Regions from separate parts of the Homo sapiens genome. Here regions 1, 3 and 4 are each linked to region 2. Evidence: chromatin contacts called from ENCODE Hi-C or POLR2A ChIA-PET data. All regions are on one chromosome and are shown on one strand. The core of a region is the stretch at or near the end of the contact, and the rest is flanking DNA. Distances in the headings are between cores, read along the strand shown. Region 1 has its middle 66 kb from the start of LINC02291. Region 2 overlaps BCL11B (BCL11 transcription factor B). Region 3 has its middle 16 kb from the start of LINC01550. Region 4 holds the start of LINC02325 (long intergenic non-protein coding RNA 2325).

What was found. A loop is a pair of places that touch in the nucleus more often than their neighbours do. ChIA-PET counts read pairs that join two places held with the same protein, here RNA polymerase II (POLR2A). Pooled maps may share reads with other maps.
Region 1: a pooled map shows a loop between it and region 2 (2.5-fold over the local background). The contact joins two enhancer-like sites. A Hi-C loop is called at or near these places in 3 of 50 pooled maps. POLR2A ChIA-PET finds 5 or more read pairs at or near these places in 2 of 52 experiments (activated T-cell and activated naive CD4-positive, alpha-beta T cell).
Region 3: a pooled map shows a loop between it and region 2 (2.9-fold over the local background). The contact joins two enhancer-like sites. A Hi-C loop is called at or near these places in 1 of 168 maps with a recorded cell type or tissue (CD4-positive, alpha-beta T cell) and 4 of 50 pooled maps. POLR2A ChIA-PET finds 5 or more read pairs at or near these places in 1 of 52 experiments (activated naive CD4-positive, alpha-beta T cell).
Region 4: a loop to region 2 is called in a map of CD8-positive, alpha-beta T cell, with 6 times the contacts of the local background. The contact joins the promoter of LINC02325 here to the enhancer-like site in region 2. A Hi-C loop is called at or near these places in 2 of 168 maps with a recorded cell type or tissue (CD8-positive, alpha-beta T cell and naive thymus-derived CD4-positive, alpha-beta T cell) and 6 of 50 pooled maps.

Annotation. Positions count from the first base shown.
Region 1 is chr14:97,618,799-97,622,116 of GRCh38, forward strand. No RefSeq gene overlaps it. Among named protein-coding and RNA genes, the nearest start is that of LINC02291, 66 kb to the right of the region's middle. Within about 2 kb of position 1,858, at least 3 of the 41 ENCODE cell types and tissues checked have a DNase peak (open chromatin) inside an H3K27ac peak, as active enhancers do.
Region 2 is chr14:99,190,407-99,193,639 of GRCh38, forward strand. The region is part of intron 3 of BCL11B (BCL11 transcription factor B); the gene reads right to left. Among named protein-coding and RNA genes, the nearest start is that of BCL11B, 80 kb to the right of the region's middle. RefSeq lists an enhancer at 1,524-2,085. Within about 2 kb of position 1,790, at least 15 of the 41 ENCODE cell types and tissues checked have a DNase peak (open chromatin) inside an H3K27ac peak, as active enhancers do; they include CD4-positive, alpha-beta T cell and CD8-positive, alpha-beta T cell, where a contact is called at or near this core.
Region 3 is chr14:97,992,959-97,996,189 of GRCh38, forward strand. No RefSeq gene overlaps it. Among named protein-coding and RNA genes, the nearest start is that of LINC01550, 16 kb to the left of the region's middle. Within about 2 kb of position 1,258, at least 3 of the 41 ENCODE cell types and tissues checked have a DNase peak (open chromatin) inside an H3K27ac peak, as active enhancers do; they include CD4-positive, alpha-beta T cell, where a contact is called at or near this core.
Region 4 is chr14:97,457,240-97,460,544 of GRCh38, forward strand. LINC02325 (long intergenic non-protein coding RNA 2325) reads left to right here and starts at 1,577. Exons shown (of 5, transcript NR_110166.1): 1 at 1,577-1,688.

The sequences.
Region 1 (3,318 bases), core at 608-3,107, 1.6 Mb before region 2:
ACAGAAATGTTTAGGATAAAAAGTTTTTTGAAAAAGACTGTAAAAGTACAATCCAAAAGAAAGCTGGAATACAATATCAATATCTGACAAAATAGACTTTGAAACCAAAAAGCTTTAATCAAACCAAAATTTATGAAGGATGATTCAAGCAGTAAAAGTAGCAAGCTTGATCCAATGACATGTGTGGAAAAGGAGAGTAAAGGTTGACAAAAAATTGAGACAGAAGTACCCTTGTTTAGGTGTATGTATATTATGGCATTTTGATCTGCAGATGAGAAAGTAAGAAAAAGCTCAACTGCCTTCTTCTTGCTTAATCATCACTTTCTCTGTGAGCTACTGAACTTATCTGTGGCTGTCCTGATGGTCCATTTCAGAGGCTTCTAAATGCCTACCTGTAGAACAGAGGTGGTTTGAGAGGTTGTTTTCACCAGTCTGCAGTGAAATGAGAAAAATAAGAGATGCAGCATGATTTTCATGACAATAACTTTCTTTGTTTCAAAGAAATGCTTTTGTCCCTGTGCCTTTAAAATGTCCTTTCTTGTATAAAATTATGCTGCTGATGTTACTATGTTTATTATTGTTGTTGTTCTAATTTCTTTAATTGGCAAGATTCGGAGTCTGCAGTACTTAGAAAAATTGCAAATAGATGTTGACTCTTTTGTTCTTCCTGAATCACCTCAGTGCAGAGATGAGAGTCTGGTGTTAGGTGACTGGTGCACCTTGTACAAGCTCACATCACTCTTCATGGTCTTTGTAATGATCTTGAGGCCTGTGTTTTTATTCTCCCCATTTAACAGAAGAGTAAACTGAGTCCAGATAATTTTGTTAAGCACTGATATTTTAGATTTTTGCTTATCATTTGACTCTAAGTTCAGATCACTTTTTTTTTTTTTTTTTTCAGAAAAATTACACTCTCCTATTACCCAAGTCATGTTTGAGTGGGATTTCTCTATGGATTGATGCTGTCCCAATCTTTGGGTCAGAGGTCCCAGTTGATTCATAAAAGTACACCTAGTTTAGAAAAAGTGACAGTATTTATTTGGGGGAAAAAGTTTTGAGCTCTCTGCATTAGGATCCTGCCAATATGCCCTCTCAAATTATATGCTTCTTAAGAAAAGAAGTTTGCTTTAATAAAAATAGATTCTATGCGACATGTTATTCTTCATAATTGGACCAAAGAGCACAAGGAGCACACACTTACAAGATAATCTGAAAATGAACGGACAAATAATATAGTAATCACCAAATCCTTATTACTTGAAGCCTATCTGCGCCAGGAGGCCCTTTCTCCCTTGATGATCAGGCCTGACCCCTATTAATTTTAATAGGAGTTAAATAGTCACGTCAAGGGAAGTATCAGGGAGTGCATTTGCAGCAAACCAACCCCAGAGATTAAGACCTCCACTTTTGGCTTTCTGCTGAAAATGTGACACATTGCCTGATGCTTATCTGCTTTTAATTGTGTGTTGTGTGTGTATGTTTTTCTCCCTTCTTTTTGCAGAGGAGGCAATTTGCAAATCGTTGCTATCTGCCTCCCTACAAGGAAGAGATAAATTATATGAGAGACTGTGGCGTTTGGCCTGTTTGATATCCTTTGCTGATAAATTGAAGTGTACCTTCATAATTAATACCCAATCTTTTCTGATAGGCTTTGCCACGCTAAACCTTGGAGGTATCTAACTGTAATGAAAAACCATTGTTGTGATCACCTTGCTCTTTTTTCCCTTTTTACCCCTTTCATCAAAAATATGCACAGAGGTTTTGTTGGACAGAAAGATCTCTCGGTTTTATTAAGCAGCATCTTCAAAGATTCAGCAGAGACAGACTTGCTTCTGTGAGCTTTGTAACATGTAAGTGACATTTCCCTGCGTTTAAATATGGCTTTGTTAGGCAGTGCTTGCAATCAGAATGCAAAAAAAAAAAAAAAAAAAAAAAAAAAAAAAAAAAAAAAGCCCCACTGTTAGAACCTGAAACCAAAGAGAAATAGATCCTCCTTTAGTTTCACTTTTGAAATAGGAAGTCGAGGGAAAGTCAAAATCAGACAAATCAAATTAGATTTAAAATTCCTGTGAACTCTCAGAATGCACGATCAGGATAAACATTTCTTTCTGAACCAAACAAAGCAAGACACCATTTAGTAAGATTTTATGATGGATAAGTGAGACTGCTCATTTGTGTACGACTTCACAACTAAGCAAAGTAATTAGAAAATTAGCTCATCAGCTCCCCAACCTTCTGACTCAGATGGGGCAAGGATTTTAGAAATAAGGCCATTTTACAGATAAGGAAATTGAGGCACAGAAAGTAGGCATGACTTCTCAAGGCAGACGTGGGATCAGAATATAGGTCTTCTGATATCTGCTGCAATTATTTTGCCACAAAAGAAGACTCTCCAACATTTTATGGTGATTTACATGTCAGTATATAGATATGAGGATTTTAGCCAAAACAGAGAAGAGATGAAGCCTGTGCCATCTCATTGGCTAGCCATCCCCTGTTGTCTTTCATTCTCTCTTTCTGCAAAACCTGCCACACCACAGGCTTTTTGAGGAGCATTCCTCTCACCTCATGCTCACTATTCTTGTTCCAGAGTCTTACTACGAATTTTATTCCTGGCTCCAGATCACATTCACTAGCCCTTGCTATTACGAGCGAAGTCATATTCCCCTGCCCATACACAGAGGCCAGAGCAAATCCTCAAGGCCTGGAAGGGGCAGCATCTTGGAGACACTTGGCAAGATACATGGCTGGAGACCTCAAGCTACCCTCCTAGACACAGATAATTTTTTTTAAGTTTCTGATTTGCAGAATTTTTATGGGGAAACAAAAGTAAATCAAACAAAACTAAATAAAAGACTGTATTTTTAAGGGCCTTTCATAAGTCGAATTGGCTCTTGCAATTCTTGTGACTCCACAACATGAAGCCATCTATCCACCCATCCAAACCTCCAACCTTCATTGGTCAAATATTAATTGAATCCCTGCTTTATATAAAGATCCTGCCTGCAGTGGAGCTTACATGCCAATATGAGATGGAGACAATGAGTAACAAACAAGTTTAAAGCAACAAGTAACAGACAAGTTGAAAGGTGATGTAGAGAAATGTAACACAGGGAGAGAAAGTGAGGAGAAGATCTACTACAGAAAATATGGTCAGTGAAGATGTCTCTGTAGAGGTGACATTTTAGCAATGACCAAAGAGAATAAAGCATGTAAAAAAAAAAAAAAAAAAACAAAAAAAACAAAAGAAAGGTCATTCTATGAAGAAGGAATGACAAGGTACCAGCATTTTAAAGGACATGACAGTGGCCCATTGGA
Region 2 (3,233 bases), core at 540-3,039:
GAACCCGGGAAGTGGAGGTTGCAGTGAGCCGAGATGGCACCATTGCACTCCAGCCTGGGCGACAGAGCGAGACTTCGTCTCAAATAGAAATAAATAAATACTAATTTTTTTAAAAAGGCACTTGTCTGTGCCTTTGTTTTGTTTTGTTTTTTTAGTGAAGTCCCATTCCTAACAATGGGGAAAAAAATCTCTAAGGGAAGGAGGGAAGAGGAAGGAAGGAAAGGAGGGAGGAAGGGCAGTAAAACTGAGAAAGTTCCAACACACACTGCCAAAACCACTGGCAAATTTCTCAAAAGCATCCATTCACCAATAAGGCTATCAGTAAGCTAATTCTAGAAAGAAGAATTGTTCTAAAGCTCGGCATGGCAAATATTTCAGAGAAAAACTGCTCGACTGTTTGAAGGTACAGATGTCTGACCTACCTGGCCATTCCAACTCCTACAGGTGCGACTGTGACAGACAGCTCACCACCTCCACTCCCACCGCCCGCTTCGGCCACACGGGGGGGGTCACCCTCAAATTAGGGTCATCCTGTTACTTCTTTTTAAAATATGCTTTGGGGGTAAAATCTAACAATGGGAATTCAGTCCCAATTTTCAAGGAAGGCCTTTGATTCCACTCTTTTATTATTGGTTATTCTTGAACCTCAAAATAGATACTAATATTCCCCCAGGCCTTTTCCAGGTTGTTGTCAGTTAGAAAAAAACAGCCTAGGACAGTGGTTCTCAACTGAGGGTTGTTTTGCCCCTCCAGGAAACCTGCGGCAATATTTGGAGATATTTGTGATTGTCAAGACTGAAGGGGCTTGGGCTTTGGGGTGCTACTGGCATCTAGTGGGGAGAGGCCAGGGATGCCACTGCACATCTACGATGCACAGGACATCTCCCCAACAAAGGATGAGCCAGTCCACATAGCAACTGTCCCAAAAGTGGGCAGCCCTGGGCCACACCCGTCAACTTAAACACTGGCTTCCTTGTGGGGACCGCACCTAAATCTAAAAAAAAAAAAATAGACTGAAAGAGAAAGTGGGGAGTCAGGAAGAGAGTGGGAAAGGGAGAAAGAGGTGGAGAGAATTGAAAAGACAGAGAGAAGAGGAGGGGCCCACACCATCTACTTCTCTGGCAATAAAGAAACTGTGGAATCCCAGTCAATTTCATCATTGTAGAAATCATTTGAATTCCAGAGTTGCCTGGAGCTGAGAATCTGGGGCTCCTAGGGAGCTCCGAGCCTCGTGAAGGGGGAAGGCAGCCTGAAATGGCAGAGGGGGCAGGGGGACTGCATTTGTCAGCACCCCCCTGCCCGCAGCCCTCCACCAAAAAAAAAAAAATGCTCCGAGTGACTTCCCTCCAGAGCTGGGCTTGGCCACTAAGGCAGGGATGTCAGGGGCTGCCCTAGATTTGGTGGCTCAGCTGTGAGCCCTGCAACAGCGGCTGCAGGAGATGAAAAACAAATATATACTTCCTGAAGTCAAAGAGATAAAAATACAATTTCTGCTGCGTATGCCACTCTTTCACGCAGCATCAACACTTATGTGGGGTGACGGGGGGAGGAGGATGACCACGCAAGCTTAAGTGATTTTTTTAAAAAACACGATCCAGAGAGATTACATAAAAAGTACAATTAAGGGACGCTCAGAATCCCGAGGCCTTCAAGAACGTGCTAGCTCCGGAATATTTTTAGAACAATCACTGGAGTGATTCTTCTTAGTTGTAGAAACACTCCAAATCAGAAAGTCAATTTTTCCTCTATTTGCAGCAGTGCTGGCTCCACTGGACGGAATGCGTGTGTTTTGCTTGGCGGCTGTTCATAATACTGTCTTGGCAGCGTTTCCTTGGAGCGCACACGGTGAACCTGGCTCTCGCATACAGTAGCACTTTCATTTTAAGCGCCCCAGCCACGCTTCCCTAATAACAGCCTGGGAACTGCAAAACCCCTGTAAGCCCAGCCCTTTAAATGGGGAACAGAGCAGGGCTTTCGGGGCCCCGCTCGCCACAATAGGGACTGTAAACTGGGGCTGGTGCTTTCAATCAAGAAACGTGGCTCTCGTTAGAAGGCAGAAAATAAAACAATGCCGGCACGTTCTGGAGACCACAGCGCGCTACCTTTCACCTCGTCCTCGCCACACACACCCAGGCCCAGCCCCGCTGCCTCCTCTACCCTCCTGCTGTCCTGCCAGGTACCAGGTGTACCAGACCGGCTGAAGTTTGGATGGGAAGGGACATGGCAACTTGGGAACCACACTGGGGCTGGGGCTGTGGGCCAGAAAGATCTGATTCTCCTGCTTCCTAGCCTTGGCTGAACATGAATGAGTGAGCTCAACTCTGAGCTCCAAGTTCCTTATCCATAAATGCGAGTGACACCTGTATTGAGGATGTGGAAAGATTCCAGAGCGTGCATGGAAGAGTCCTGCCTCTGGTCAGTGCTCAATAGAGAATGCTATTTAATGATCAAAATGTAAATGAGTGAATGAATGAATGAATGAATGAATGAGTGAATGAATGGATAAAAGAGTGAATGAATGAATGAGTAAATTAGTGAATAAGTGAATAAGTGAATGAATGAATGAGTGAATAAGTGAGTGCAAGACAGCAGGATGGGGCTAAGAGGGGCTAAGATGAGATGGGACCGCTCATGAACAAATCCCCAAACCCCTCTCTGTCACTGATCAGCCACCGTGGTCAGCCACTGCCACCAAGTAGTCGTCATTCAAAAGGGGCCTTCCAGGTACAATTTCAGCCCCTCCCTGGCATCAAGAAACGTAGTGATTTCGGCCTCTTACAACTGGCTCATCACCACTGTCTGTTCGCACACTCCTCTTTCTTTCTCCCTATGTTGTTTACAAAGGTTTCATTATGTTTTCAACTAATCAGAAAGGCCCCGCTAATACACAATTAACATGTGATTATAAAAAAAATTAAAATAGCTTCCAGAAGAAGGAAATGTAATTAAGTAGAGAATGCTTTTCAATAAGTGCTTGCTTTAACCCATTGTCAGAACACAGTCTACGTTCGTCCACAATGCCTAGAACAGATGCCAAGGGCAGAATGTTAAAAGGAAGTTTAAAAAAAAAAGGGGACATTATTTTCTGGGGGAATAATAGCCATCAACTTGGTACAACATGCCGGAGAACTCGGATTCCGGCTGCAGAGGAGAGACCCTCCTCCCAATCCTCTTACCTCTTTTTTCTGGAGAAAGAAAAAAAAGTTTCCCTTCTAAAAAAATGAAATAAATGA
Region 3 (3,231 bases), core at 8-2,507, 1.2 Mb before region 2:
TTTGAAGCTTGTCTGCCCACTGGACTTTATTGTATTCTTGCTTAATGCTTTAGCTCTGCCTTTGAGGAATAAATGAAAACACATGTGGAAGACAAATCACTCCTTGTCCTTCCAAATATGCCATGAACTGCCTGATCAAAGGGAAATGAGAAAAGCCACTTTTCAAATGGGGCCCCAGGGGTCCCTGAACCAAACCAGTCTCTCTGGGGCCAGGAAGGACAGATCCCCAAATCTGCTCCAGTTCCCCAAGGTGCCTGCTGGACCCAGCACCTTTGCCCTCATCATCAATGAGAGGAAGCATCGATGTAATCCTTTATGCTTGGTGGGACTGTGGGAAATAATATCACAGACAAACACTGGACCCCCAGGAGGGGCCTTCTTCAGATGACAGGAAGGCAGACACAATTGCAAATACCTTGTGCCTGTGTCTTCTAAGACAAAACAGTTGGACTCTTTGGACACATGGCTGATCTTCTCTCCACACATAGGGTAAGAACAATTCTATTCCTTACCCCATGGCTACCAAAGTGATGGATTCCTAATGCTGGGCTGACTGTTTCATGCATCTTTATGAGTACCACGTGGGACTTCTCACTGAGTTTACGATGAAATGTGAATCCCTAAACTCGGATTTTGGGGCCTTCAGGAGCAGCTTCCTCATTCTCCATCTCTTGTGTTTCTAATTCCCTAAATTTTACATGCTCTTCCTTAAGTCCATTCCTTTGCAGTTAACTTTAAAAAATGATGATGATAGCAAAAATAACAATAATGATACTAATAATACAGTAAGCCCTAGCTGAGCTATAGTCATCCTTTCCACTCAACTGAACACATCTTTAGAGAGTCTTCTCTTTCATCATCAGATGTGTTAGGCAACCTACTTTGTGACCTCAGCTGATGCCTCTATATATTGTAATACTGTGTTTTATCAACTTGTCTATGATTCCTTGAGGCCAACCAAAGGCGATGTTCAAGCTCTTCTTTCCATCCCTAGCCACTAGCTCAGTATCAGGTGTTTAGGAGATGCAGAATGAATGTTTGCCAAATTAATATGCACATAAGTTAAATAGGACCCCAGTCGGTTATATGGGTTTAGTGAGTCACAAAGAAGAAAGTGGTGTGGGGACGGTTGGAGGGAACAGAACAGGAAGAAATAATACCTCCTTGAATCAACAGTGTCTACATCACCTCAGGTGAAAGGTGAGAGAGAGAGGCAGGCACTTCCTTCTTTAGAAGGATCAGAGGGAGCAGGAGGCTGAGAATGTGACCATTCACCCCACTGAATTAGACCTAGGGATGGTGACATGCCCGGCAGAAACTCCTGTGTGGGGCCAAGTCATCTTGGCCATGCAGGCAAAGACATGGTGAAGCAAGAATCTCTGTGGGAACATTTTGTAAAGAAGAGGCCATCGAGGATGTGGGGTTTTACAAACAACCTTCATCATTATGAGAACCGTTACCACTGTTACTACAGGAAACTGTGCACACAGTAAAAATGAGATGGCAAGCACAGGCTCTGTTGCAGAAGAAGAAATGGAGTACATTTCCTGATAGTAGAGTAAGAAAGAAAAAAAAAATTCTGAGCCACTATGACGCTGCCTAGTAAAACATAGTGAGAGACTCCTGTGTAATTTTAAATGTTCTGTTAGCCACATTTTAAAAAAATGTAAAATTAAACAGGTGAAATGAAGTTTAATGATGTATTTGACTTAACCCAATTCATTCAAAATATTATTTCAATCAGCAAACCACACAAAATTATCAATGAGACATTTTACTTTTTTATGGTATACTGAGTATGAGAACTTGAGTTTGTTTTCCACCCACAGCATATCTCAATTCAGGCTGGCCACAGTTCCAGTGCTCCATAGCATAGTGTGTTGGTCACTCTGTCCTGGAGGGCATAGGACGCTGAGCACTGTCTTTACATGGTCCCTGTATCTAGTGTGTAACTGACTTTGAGGAAATATGGACAAGGGCTTTTAATGACAAGAGGCAGACCTTGAGGTGGGCCACATGTCACAGATGTCACAGCCAAAAGACTTCTACTTTGGTGGTCCCAAGGCCAGCATAAGAGGTGCTGTGAGATCATAGAGGAGCCCCTTCCCTTCTTGATGAATGGTCTGCATCAACACCTACAAAATAATAGTTTGGACCAGATGATGATAGTCTCTTAAAAGTATCTGCATGCATCATCTCCAACCCGCACCACCACTCCAGAGCTAGAAGTCAGACTCAACATTCACACTGGCCCTCATATGTTGGGTATGACATTGAAGGTCACATTCACAACAAGCCACAGAGCCAAGATGGGAGCCTACACCTGTGAGTCAATTCACTGGCTTGTGGCAAATAGTTAAGGGCACTTTGCTTGTTATTCTAGGAAAAGATATTGGAACTCTGAATTGTGCGTATGCATAACAGATTTGATTTGCTCAATTGATATGAATGACTACATCACCAGGTAGATGACCTCTGTTCTGTGGTACCTCCTGCCTTCTCAATTAAAAACTTTGCAGGCTGCCTTTCATCTTACTTAGGTTGAAACAGAAGCACATTTCAAACGTAGTTTATTTCTTCCACCTCTTTCTTATACTCCGGTTGGTTTGGGCTCTTGAGCATTCATAGAGACAGCTCCCTGTCATTTTCTTCACATTTTCCAAAAAGAGGAAATGGGGAAAAATATCAAAACACCAGACAGGTTGTTATTGCAGCATCAGAAATCTCAGTGGGAGCTTTGTTAAGTCACTGTCCTCCACCAGGAAGCAGGAGTACACCTCTAAGGCATTCTGAAGCTACCCAGACATTCAGCCCATCCTCCCTCTCTCTACTCCACCCCAGGCAGATCATAAACACTTCTCCTGCCAGCCTTGGCCTGCTGATGTCAAGAAAAGCCCATGCACCAGGTCCTGTCCCAGTGCAGGACTGGGAAGAATAGCTTCAAGCATGGGCTCGCCTCCCACACTGATCTGGTTCAAGTCCCAGTTTCTCATGTAGCATGTGGCTCTGGGAACATCTCTTATCCTATCTTCCTGTCACGTTCCTCACCATAAAAGTATATTACTAATAATACCTCTTCCCAGGGGCTACTGCCCCTGAAACAGTGCAAGTTAGTGTCTAGCATGTGCTGGCACATGGGAAATGCTCATGAAAGCTCGCTAAAGACCATGTCCATTGTCATAACAACAATAGGGATTCAGTGAGCGCCCTGAGGTAGACCTTGAAGCCATA
Region 4 (3,305 bases), core at 327-2,826, 1.7 Mb before region 2:
AGGAAAGAGAGAAAAACCTCTACTGGCAAGAGGAAATGGCTGCAGTGTTTACTTTATCTGAAAATGGCACACGCTTTTATTAAGACATAAATGCCAGTGATGGATTCTGCTCTTGGCGTGTGGCTGTGCTCCCCAGCCCTGAGGTGAGATGGTCAGGAGATGTGAGACCCTACAGAGAAAATATTTACCATGCTGAGCTGTCATGAGACAGAGTAAGTGGGCAGAGGGCAGCTGGTTCCTTTGACCACCTCATTCTAGGGAAAATAAACAGGGACCCTGGAGCAGTCACTAACAGAGGGGAGCAAGTATCCTCTCTCTGCAGTAGAATCTCTGAAAATTCGGATAACGTTAATTGTGCCACTGTGGTGGCAGTGCAAGAAATTCCTGTTCATCCCGCTGCAATGATGATTAAGGTAACAAACACCCAGTCGGGAAGTCAGGCTCCGGCCCTGGAGAATAGTTGAGGATCGCCTGTAGCATATTGTTCCACTCTGCTGGCATCCTAACTAGACAGCTTTAGTTTTAGCATAAAATCCATATTCCAGACCTTTATGGAGCAGAGAGGCAAACTCCAATGCTGCCGTTGCAAGCATCAAACAGCATTAGAATGAATTAAGGAGATTTAAGACTCTCGATGCTGTCGGGGCTCTTCTCCATCCCCTCTGTTTTCTCCAAGGAGCTGTTTTAAAGGCGTGGGGGGCAAATTGGAAGAAGGGAGTGGGAAAAACGCAAACCAATCACGCTAACCTCGCTCCGGAATCGAAGTCTGACTCTGTACCACGCATGGATTTAATTGGGAGAGAGGTCTTTTAGAGACACTCTGGGTGGGTGCATAGATCAGTCTGGAGTTTCACAGTACGGCTTCTTCCAAGGTCAGAGCATGTGTCCAGGGTCTTCCCCGCTTCCTGGTGGACGGGAAGGCGTCTTCGGTCCGGTGGTTGACAAAAAATCCAAAGAGGGCGTCAGATGTGTGCACTCTGGTGTTTGGAATTTAAGTAAAATCTGTAATTTTCCTCCTGCATTTCCTCAGAGAAATTAGCTATTCTATTCACTGCATAAATTTTCAGGTTTTGCTAGCACGACACTCAGGGTGTTGAATTTTTTATGACAAAAATGCTGTAATAATTGTTGAACAGATGTAAGTGTTGGAGACTCGGCTCTGGCAGACCTCACGAAACCTCGATTAGCAATTTAACCCTGTCCTCCCTCCTGTCCGCACGCCGGGGAAGAGGAGTTGCAGTTTTGAATGGCTTCACTGGGATATGCACAAAGGCAGAGAAAGAGTTTTCTGGAGAGCAGGGGAAGTCCTTTAACGAGCTCTTATGCCCAGCCAGAAAAGGAAGAACTCGGTGCAGCCTAACCCTGAAATTACCACATTACCAAGTTGTCTAGCTGGGTGATTAATAAACTAATTGACACGGGGGACACTTGTCACTGGCGAAGCAGCTCCCTAGCCAAAGCGAGGAGCAACTACATAGCGTCTCCCGGGGAGCTGGGAAGTGACAGTCTACACCCGCTTCCGGGCTCCCCGTGACATAGGCCAGCCGGGCCTCCATTTACACCTCAAAGCAAAGTCACAGAGGGATCCGCCCCTTTCCTGGCTGCCTACACAGAAAGCAGCCATGGGAGACTTGCCGAGGACTTTGTCCACCAAGTGATGAAAGCATGCAAATGCCTCCGAATCAAAGGTAAATCAAAAGAAAATGGCAGCCCGCAAGAGGAGGCGGCGGTGACAGCCCGTCAGCCGTACAGCCACCCGACAGGCCTGGTGGCAGCGTGGAGGCTGCCAAGAGAACCGCCTGAGGAGGCTGCCGCCAAGACAGATGTCACGGCGAGGAGGGCGCGCTTCCGTCGCTTTCGGCGGGGCCTCATGGAGCAGGAAGTGGTACTACATGTGCCACTTAAGAGAATAATAATACTAATAAAACTGGGCGTTGTGAAGGGGGAGAGGTGGGGGAGAAAGGCTGGTTAGAGAGAGAGAGAGAAGAGGGGAAAGGCATGTCACAGTGTTTGGTAAAGGAGGAACTGAATTGATGGCCATCCTGAAGTTTGTGTGTGTGCGCACATGTGCGTCCTTTAGCAGGCTGGCTTTCCCTAGGCGCTTACAGCATCTTGAGAGGCATTGTGCTGGTGGAGACGTGGGGTTCTGGTGACAGCTGTGTCTTTGCAAGAGAGGAGAGGTGACCACAAGGCCACAGAGGTCCTCTAGTTTTTATAGCCCTCTTTTCTGCCTTTCCTGGAAATTGACTTTTGGTTTCCTGCCAAGATTGGGTTGCCCATTATACAAAAAAGCAGACTCCTGCTTGGGGCATTGCAGAGTTGCAGAGATGGAGGGAGACAGAGGCAGGTGAGGAAAGCCTCAATGTCTGATTTTCTCTGTGTCTGCCTCTGTGTTATTTGCGGATGGGTCGTGAGCCCCAGCCCAGCAGCCCACGATATTCGGACCTTAAGTACTGAAAATAACCTACTCCCCTTTTCATGGGTATTTTAAATTAAAATTAATATATAACAGGCCAGGTTTAGTGGTTCACGCCTGTAGTTTTCAGCACTTTGGGAGGCTGAGACAGGAGGATCGCTTGAGCCCAGGAGTCTGAGACCCACATGAGCAACGTGACAAGACCCCATCTTTACAAAAATAAGAAATAAAAAAAATTAGCTAGGCATGTTGGCATGTGCCTGTGGCCCCAGCTACTTTGGAGGTTGAGGTGGGGAAGATCACTCGAACCTAGGAGGTTGAGGCTGCAGTGAGCAGTGATGGCACCACTGCACTCTAGCCTGAATGACAGGGCGAGACCCTGACTCAAAAGAAAAACGTGAGTGTGTATGTGTATAATAATAATTACATATATATATATAGCCATTACAGCAAGAATGTCCAACATAACAGCTCTTATGTGTTTTTTGTATGTCAAGTTTTTCTAAAAATTGCTGACTTTGAGGTGAGACTTCTGTTTTACCTGTGCTCTGAGCAGGTGTTTGGGCTGCATGTTGGGAAATCCAATCCCAGAAATTGTGTAAAAAATAAACTATGTTTTTTTAAATTCTAAGATGATTAACTTTTGTCTAGGAAGTGATTGCAGATAGGTTCTTAGCCATAAATGTATAAAATTGTCATAAACCACAACATATTGATTTGATCATAAGAAATTCACTTTTCTAAATGTCCCCCCTCCTCTAAAAAGCATTTGGGAGTAATGCAGTCAATATAACAAAGAGTCTAAAGATATAATGTCCAAGTGCCTTGGAGGTGAAAGACCTTACACTTTATCTTATTCTTACCATTCCTACCCCAGCTGCATTTTATA